Regions from separate parts of the Homo sapiens genome. Here region 1 is linked to region 2. Evidence: read pairs that join two places in POLR2A ChIA-PET (ENCODE). Cell type or tissue: PC-9. All regions are shown on one strand. Each heading gives the region's core, and the rest is flanking DNA. Links, peaks and the distances in the headings are about the cores only. Region 1 has its middle 16 kb from the start of PTGES. Region 2 has its middle 8.6 kb from the start of PRRX2.

What was found. Peaks named below come from ENCODE experiments on the same cell type or tissue, not always from the same donor. Only the 100,000 strongest peaks of a DNase experiment are listed, where the experiment ranks them.
Region 1: POLR2A ChIA-PET joins it to region 2 with 8 read pairs; 4 of 35 experiments call an interaction of 5 or more read pairs at or near these places.

Annotation. Positions count from the first base shown.
Region 1 is chr9:129,766,974-129,771,362 of GRCh38, reverse strand. No RefSeq gene overlaps it. Among named protein-coding and RNA genes, the nearest start is that of PTGES, 16 kb to the right of the region's middle. In PC-9, for the core only: no CTCF peak of the experiment used is centred there; no DNase peak of the experiment used is centred there.
Region 2 is chr9:129,654,871-129,659,259 of GRCh38, reverse strand. No RefSeq gene overlaps it. Among named protein-coding and RNA genes, the nearest start is that of PRRX2, 8.6 kb to the left of the region's middle. In PC-9, for the core only: no CTCF peak of the experiment used is centred there; a DNase peak (open chromatin) is centred at 2,249.

The sequences.
Region 1 (4,389 bases), core at 143-4,142, 110 kb before region 2:
GGTTGCGGTGAGCCAAGATCAGGCCACTGCACTCCAGCCTGGGTAACAAGAGCGAAACTCCGCCTCAAAAAAAAAGTCATGGCCCCTCCATGAATCCTCACACTTGAGACAGTTTATAGACCCAGGACCTCTTGAATGAAGAAGAGGCTAGGTCCCCTTGGCGAAGGACTTTGGTATGCTACTAAAAATTTATACTCCCAATCTTTCTCCCAACCTTCCCCTAAAGAGACCTTTACCAGGGTAACTGCGCTGGGAAAGGAAATAATCAGATATCCCAGGGACTACTGGACACTGGCTCTGAACTGATACTGACACCAGGAGACCTCACCTGTCACTGTGGCCCTCTAGTCAAAGCAGGGGCTTATGAAGGTCACGTGACCCACGAGTTTTCACTCAGGTCCTTCTCACAGTGTGTCCAGTGGGTCCTTGAGCCCATCCTGCGGCTATTTTCCCAGCTCCAGGTGCATAATTGGAACAGACATATGAGCAGCTGACAGAATCCCACATTGATTTCCTGATGGTGGGAAAAGTCGAGCAGAAGCCATTAGAACTGCCTCTACCTAGGAAATCAAAAGCAGCACTTTATTCCTGGATGGATTGCAGAGATGAGTGCCACCATTAAGGACTGGAAAGATGCAGGGTTGAAGATTCTCCCCACATCCCCTTTCAACCCTCCTATTTGTCCTGTGCAGAAAACAGATGGATCTTGGAGAATGACAGTGGATTATGATACATTTAACCAGGTGGTAACTCCATTGTAGCTGCTGTACCAGCCCGACCTGATGACATTATTCTGATTGGAACTCGTGAGCAAGAAGTATTGGTAGCAATAAGTAATCTAGGTCGGGCATGGTGGCTCACACCTATAATCCCAGTACTTTGGGAGGCCGAGGCCTGAGGTCAGGAATTTGAGACCAGCCTGGCCAACATGGTGAAACCCTGTCTCTACTAAAAATACAAAAATTAGCAGGGCATGGTGGCTTGTGCCTGTAGTCCCAGCTACTTGGGAGGCTGAGGCAGGAGAATCTCTTGAACCCGGGAGGTGGAGGTTGCAGTGAGCCGAGATCACGCCATTGCACTCCAGCCTGGTGACAGAGCGAGACTCTGTCTCAAAAAAAAAAAAAACCAACAAACAAAAACAAAACAAAACAAATTAGCCGGGCGTGGTGGCGGGCTCCTGTAGTCCCAGCTACTCAGGAGGCTGAGGCAGGAGAATTGCTTGAACCTGGGAGGCGGAGGTTGAAGTGAGCCGAGATTGCATCGCTGCACTCCTGCTTGGATGACAGAGTGAGACTCCTTCCCCAAAAAAAAAAAAAAAAAAGTAATCTAGACTTGTTGGTAAGACATTTGCATGTCAAGGTTAGAAATAAATATGAGTAAAATTCAGAGTTCTTTATCAGCGAAATTTCTGGGAGTCCAGTGGTGTGGGGCCTGTCCAGATGTCTCTTTGAAGGTGAAAGATAAATTGTTGCACTACGCCTCTCCTGCAAGCAAAAAAGAGGCACAATGCCCAGTGTGGAGGCAACATATGCCTTATCTGGGTGTGTTAGTTACTCCAGCCCATTTACCGAGTGACCTAAAAAGCTACTAGTTTTGGGTAAGGTTCAGAACAGGGCCTTAGTGGAGACTGAACACCTAACCGTGGACAACCAAATTACCATGTGACTTGAGCTTCTCATCATGAACTGGGTGCGATTTGACCGCCAAGCCATAAAGTTGGGTGTGCACAGCAGCACCCCATCATCACCTAGAAGTGGTAGATACATGGCCAGGCCAGAGCAGGCCCTGAAGGCAGAAGTAAGTGACATGAAGTGGCCCAAATGCTGAAGGTCCCCACTCCTGCAACCCTGCCTTCTCTCTTCAAGCACCCATGGCTCACAGGGAGTTCCCTGCTATCAGGTGACCGAGGAAGAGGAGACTCAGGCCTGGTTTATGGATGGTTCTGCAGGATATGTGGGCATCCTCTGAAGGTGGCCAACTGCAGCACTACAGCTCCCCTCTGGGACACCCCTGAGGGACAGTGGGGAAGGGTCATCCTCCCAGCGGGCAGAAACTTAAGCAGTGTACCTAGTTGTGCACTTTTCTTTTTTCTTTTTTTGAGACGGAGTTTCACTCTGTTGCCCAGGCTGGAGTGCAGTGGCACGATTTCAGCTCACTGCAACCTCTATCTCCCGGGTTCAAGCGATTCTCCTGCCTCAACCTCCCAAGTAGCTAGGATATGGGTATGAGCCACCATGCCTGGCTAATTTTTTGTATTTTTAGTAGAAATGAGGTTTCACCATGTTGGTCAGGCTGGTCTTGAAGTCTGGACCTCAGGTGATCCACCCACCTCAGCCTCCCAAAGTGCTGGGATTACAGGTGTGAGCCACCGCACACAGCCATCTTTTCTTTATTCTTGCTTTTTTTTTTTCTTTTGTTCTGTCACCCCAGCTGGAGTGCAGTGGCACGATCTCGGCTCACTGCAACCTCAGACTCCCAGGTTCCTGAGCCTCAGCTTCCCAAGTAGCTGGGACTATAGGTGTGTACCATCACACCCGGCTAATTTTTGTATTTTTTGGTAGAGATGGGGTTTCACCATGTTGCCTGGGCAGGTCTTGAACTCCTGATCTCAGATTATCCGCTAGCCTCAGCCTCTCAAAGTGTTGGGATTATAGGCATGAGCCACCGCTCCCAGCCACGCGCTGTGTATGTTCTTAACCAGCGGCCCATATATGGTGCTGTTTCTCTGAAAGCCAAGGTTCATGGGTCTGGAATCAAAAGGTGAAAATGGGAGTGGCACCACTCACTATTACTCTGAGTGGCCTACTGGAAAAATGTGTGCTTCTTATTCTTGTGACTTTATTCTCTGTTGGCCTAAAGATCTTAGTTCCAGAGGGAGGAGTGTTTCCAGCGGGAGACACAACAATTCCTTTGAGCTGGAAGTTAAGATGCCACCCGGCCACTTTGGGCTCCTCATGCCTCTGGGTCAACAGGGAAAGAAGGGAGCTATGGTGTGGGCTGGGGTGACTGATCCAGATCACCAAGGGGACATTGGGCTGCTGCTCCACAATGGAGGTAGGGAAGAGTGTGGAATGCAGGAGACCCGTTAGGCCATGTCTTTTTTTTTTTTTTTTTTTTTTGAGACGAGTGTGGCTCTGTCGCCCAGGCTGGAGTGCAGTGGTGCGATCTCGGCTCACTGCAAGCTCCGCCTCCCGGGTTCACGCCATTCTCCTGCCTCAGCCTCCCGAGTAGCTGGGACTACAGGAGCCCGCCACCACACCCGGCTAATATTTTGTAGTTTTAGTAGGGATAGGGTTTCACCGTGTTAGCCAGGATGGTCTCGATCTCCTGACCTCATGATCCGCCCACCTTGGCCTCCCAAAGTGTTGAGATTACAGGCGTGAGCCACAGCGCCCGGCCTCCTTAGGCCATCTCTTAGTATCACCATGGCCTGTGGAAAATGACAATAACCCAATCTAGATCGGACTATGAATGGCCCAGACCCTTCAGGAATGAAGGTTTGGGTGTCACTCCACCCAGATAAAGAATCACGACTGGCTGGGTGTGGTGGCTCACACCTGTAATCCCAGCAATTTGGGAGGCTGAGGCGGGAGCATCACATGAGGTCAGGAGTTTGAGACCAGCCTGGCCAACATGGAGAGACCCCACCTCTACCAAAAATACAGAAACTGCGTGCCTGTGGTCCCAGCTACTTGGGAGACTGAGGTGGGAGGATCGCTTGAGCCCGGGAGGTCGAGGCTGCATTGAGCCAAAATCGTACCACTGCACTCCAGCCTGGGTGACAAAAAAAAAAAAAAAAAAAAAAAAACATGACCAGCTGAGGTGCTTGCTGAAGGCAAAGGTTGTACAGAACCAGTAGTGGAAGAAGGTGGTTTTAAATACCAGCTATAACCATGTGGTCAGCCACAGAAACAGAGACTGTGATTGTCATCAGTTTTTCCTCTTTATTTTTCTCTGCATGTGTGTCTGTGTGTGTGTGTATATATATATATATATATATATATATCTTTGTTTCTTTTCCTCTCTTACTCTCTTATCATGTAACATAAGATGTATTGATTTTATATCATAGTATTTAAGCTATGGGATATCAAGGAGAAGCGTAAACATCACTCTCCTCTTCTTACCTCCTCTTCCGGGGAAGGGATGAGTGTGTTTCTGGTGTATGCAGGAGAGTTGCATCGTGTTAGGTGGAATTATGACTTTGCTTTGTCTTTACTTGGAGATTAAGTACGGTTTAGGAAATGTCTACAGGGTACCTAGTTGACAAGGGGTGGACTTGTGGTGGTTAGTCTTTTGGGTCAGTTTCATTGGCCAAAGGTGCCCAGATTACACATTGTCTCTGGGTATGTCTGTGAGGCTGTGATTGGCATTTGAATCCACAGACAC
Region 2 (4,389 bases), core at 327-4,326:
AACAGAATCCAGAAGGAAATACAGCCCCGCCAGCCCCTGGATTGTAGCCCGGGACTTCTGACTCCAAGAAAGCTAAGATAATCAATTTGTGTTTTATTTATTTATTTATTTATTTTTGAGACAGAGCGAGCACTCTGTTGCCCAGGCTGGAGTGCAGTGGCACCATCTCAGCTCACTGTAACCTCCACCTCCTGGGTTCGCGCGATTCTTGTGCCTCAGCCTCCTCAGTAGCTGGGATTACAGGTGTGCGCCACCATGCCTGGCTAATTTTTGTATTTTTAGTAGAGACGGGGTTTCACCATGTTGACCAGGCTGGTCTTGAACTCCTGACCTCAAGTGATCCATCCACCTCAGCCTCCCAAAGTGCTGGGACTACAGGCTTGAGCCACCACGCCTGGCCCAATTTGTGTTTTTAAAATCATAGGTTTGTGATAAGTTGTTGTTTTGTTTTGTGTTTTTGAGACAAAGTCTCATTCCATTGCTCAGGCTGGAGTGCAGTGGTGTGATCATAGCTCACTGCAGCCTTGACTTCCCGGGCTCAGGCCATCCTCCCACCTCAGCCTCCGGAGTAGCTGGGACTAAGGTGCAGGCCACCACACCCGACTAATTTTTTGTAGGGATGGGATTTCACCACATTGCCCAGGCTGATCTCAAGCTCCTGGTCTCAAGTAATGCACCCACCTCGGCCTCCCAAAGTGCTGAGATTACAGGTGTGAGCCACCTCACCAGCCTGTGATGAGTTGTAACAACAAATAGAAAACTAACATACTGGGCTGGACGTGGTGGCTCACGCCTGTAATCTCAGCACTTTGTGAGGCTGAGGCGGGTGGATTCCCTGAGCTCAGGAGTTCGAGACCAGCCTGGGCAACATGGTGAAACCCTGTCTCTACTAAAAATACAAAAAATTAGCCAGGCGTGGCGGCATGCACCTGTAGTCCCAGCTACTCAGGAGGCTGAGGCAGGAGAATTGCTTGAACCTGGGAGGAGGAGGTTGCAGTGAGCAAGATTGCGCCACTGCACTCCAGCCTGGCGACGGAGCAAGACTCTGTCTCTAAACAGCAACAACAACAAAAAACTAACACACTGGGTCAAAGATTCTACACAGATTGAAGACTTTTGATAATATTACCACTTTGTCTTCAGAAAGGTTGTATCAACTTCTACTCCTGGCAGCTTCTCTGTATCCTTGCTAGCACAAACTACTATAATTTACTTTAAATTTCAAAAGGTATTTCTCTGTTTCAATCTGCATATCTGGAGTTATTGCTAAAGGTAAGTGTCTGATATTTAATGGCCACTTGCGTTTCTTACTTGTGAAATGTCTGTTTATATTCACTACCCATTTTATTTTATTTTATTGAGATGGAGTCTCACTCTGTTACCCAGGCTGGAAGGCAGAAGGGAAATCTCAGCTCACTGAAACCTCTACCTCCCAGGTTCAAGCGACTATTGTGTCTCAGCCTCCTGAGTAGCTGGGATTACAGGCAGACAGGGTTTCGCCGTGTTGGCCAGGCTGGTCTTGAACTCCTGACCTCAAGTGATCCATCTGCCTTGGCCTCCCAAAGTGCTGGGATTACAGGTGTGAGACACCGCACCCGGCCTCACGACTGATTTTCCACTGGAACAGTTCTCTATTTCTTACTGAGTTACATTAGTGTCATTCTTTTTTTTTTTTTTTTTTTTTTTTTTTTGAGACGGAGTCTTGCTCTGTCACCCAGGCTGGAGTGCAGTGGTGCCATCTGGGCTCGCTGCAAGCTCTGCCTCCCTGGTTCACGCCATTCTCCTGCCTCAGCATCCCAAGTAGCTGGGACTACAGGCGCCCGCCACCAAGCCCGGCTAATTTTTTATATGTTTAGTAGAGATGGGGTTTCACTGTGTTAGCCAGGATGGTCTTGATCTCCTGACCTCATGATCCGCCCACCTCGGCCTCCCAAAGTGGTGGGATTACTGGCGTGAGCCACCATGCCCGGCCTAGTGTCATTTTTAAACCATCACAACCTCTGCAAGACACTTGATCGTCAATGACTCAAGGACTAGGCCCGTTTCACAGATGGGGAAACAGAGACCAAGGACAAGATGGAATCCTGCAGCCCTTCTGGTTCAGTTGATCAGCCCCTGCAGCCACAGACCCAAGAGCCTGTTCTGAAGAAGGCAATTGAACAGGGAGGGGACACAGAGGCACACAGGCGAAGTTGTGCTCACTGCTGTGTGTCTGGGGAATCATAAACACCGCAGGCTGATGTGACTCAGACATGACTAGGTGTGACCGTGACAGACCACAGCGTTCTGTAAATATTGTGTCAGGCTGAGATTACAGTGGAGCTCCCTGCTCATCCCAGACCCCAGTCTATCCCCTGGGAAGTGGAGGCTGAGCTCGGGGGGGTAGAATATCTGGCTATCTCTCTTGGCTCGCTGCTCAACATTTCCTAGCCTTGGTTTCCTTCCTGAGGATCTCCTGACTGGGATACCCTGCTGAAGTAAGTGACTGGTGCTCAGCTCTTGGTGAGGGTTGAAATCGTACACCCCTTTGAAAAAGGTTCTGACCTACTTGCAAATTCAAAGATAAAGATGAGCTCCACAATAGCAGGGTCCCACTTAAGGAGCCTTACTGTAAGCCAGGCAATGTATTAATACTAAACCGTATTGTCTCAAAGCCTCCTTACGACTCTCATGCAAGGAAGGGAAACTGAGGCTCAGAGATCTTAAGCTCTGTGTCCCAGTAAGTTTGTCAGCCTCTCAATCATCACGCCAAGTTGTTCCATGAGAATTAAGGGCCAGGAAGTTATCTTTTTTTCCTTGAAGAATTATAGTCTCTCCTTTAAAAAAACAACAAACAAACAAACAAAAAAACAAATAATGAAACCTGGGCAACCTGCTGTATTCCCCTTTTTGCCTTGGCTACCAGGAAACCCAGAGCTAGTGTTATGATGTAATCACAGTAGCTCTATCTGTCCAGGTGGCAAGTCAGTGTATTAGCCCCCCTTTTCTTCTCCTCCCACATGGTTCTTTGTTTTCCTGTTTTTGTTTTAAATCTTTTATAGGTGCTGGCCCCACATTCGACACTCTCCAGCTGCCGGACATTGATTGGGTCACTTCACCTCTCTGGGTTTCAGTTTCCATCCTTGTGAAGCCATAGGTAATAATAGCACCTCCCTGCTAGGGTTCTGAGAATCAAATGAAAAGATCCATGTATAATAAAAAGCCTAGCAGGAGCCCATATGTTGAAAATATTCAGTGAACATCACCTATGGATGGGAAGAAAGGCTTCGAGAAAGCCAACATAGAGAGAGAACCTGTCCTAAGTGGGAAGATCCTGCTGGGTTCAAGGCCGGTCCCACTGTGGGCTTGCGTGTGACTTTAGGCAACTCACTTCCCTCTCTGAGCCTCAGCTTCCTCACTGTAAGCTGTTTGCTGTGCCCTCTTGACGCTGTAGATGAGAGTCCAAAGACTTTGTGTGTCCTTTTCACCATGAAGTCCCCAAAGCCTTACACAGGAGAAACTGCTACAGGAGGCGGGGGCAGCTGGCACATAGCAGGGCTCCCTACACGGCGAGCCCAAGAGTGAGCATCTGGTGGAATGCTGGTGGTCAGGGTCTCCACTGCCCACCTGGCAGGAAATGACCGGCACCAGGGTGGTGGACTGTACTTTGGCCAATCCTGTGGGGGCTGTTAGGTAGGTTGGAATCCTGAGGACCCAGCAGAGCAAGGACAGGCCCAGATCTGGGTGTGGAAACAAATGACAAGCTACTTTTGGGTGCCTACTTGGCGCAGGGCTCCAGGAGAGCAGGGCTGTAGGCCAGGCAACCCCCTTGCCACCCCTCAGGGACTGCAGGCTTCACAGGGAGCCCAATGGGAAACAATCCTGAATGATTCACACCACCATGATTTATTGAGCACCTACTATACACTGAGGCATCCCGGGTGTGCACCGGGCCGTGAACCCCAGTGGGCCTCTTGAGGAGATGCTACGGTCCAGCTGTGGCAGCCTGGTTACTGCAGACTGAACTCGGACAGGCTTGACCACTCTTCCAACAAAGACGTCTTCCAAACTGTGGGCTTTGGGTTTCTGGGACAGACACAGCTCCCAGGATGACCCTTGCTGGAGAACTCCCTTCAGTTACAAATGGGGAAACTGAGGCTCGGAGAAGAAAGGACTAACCGCGAATCTGGGACCCAACTCCCACTACTGCTCTCCAAATTGTCTCCTGGCAAACTTTCCCCACTCTCCCCTGTCGTTCCTTCCCTGGGAGTCGTGGGAAGGATGCCTGAGGCGAGGGGCACAGGCTGAGGCCTGGGGGGCCCTGAGACTTCCCAGAGCCTTCTGGAGCCCTCAGGGCCTGCCTTCCTCCCTCCCCGGGCCCTACATCTTGCTGCGATTCCCCTGCGGTGC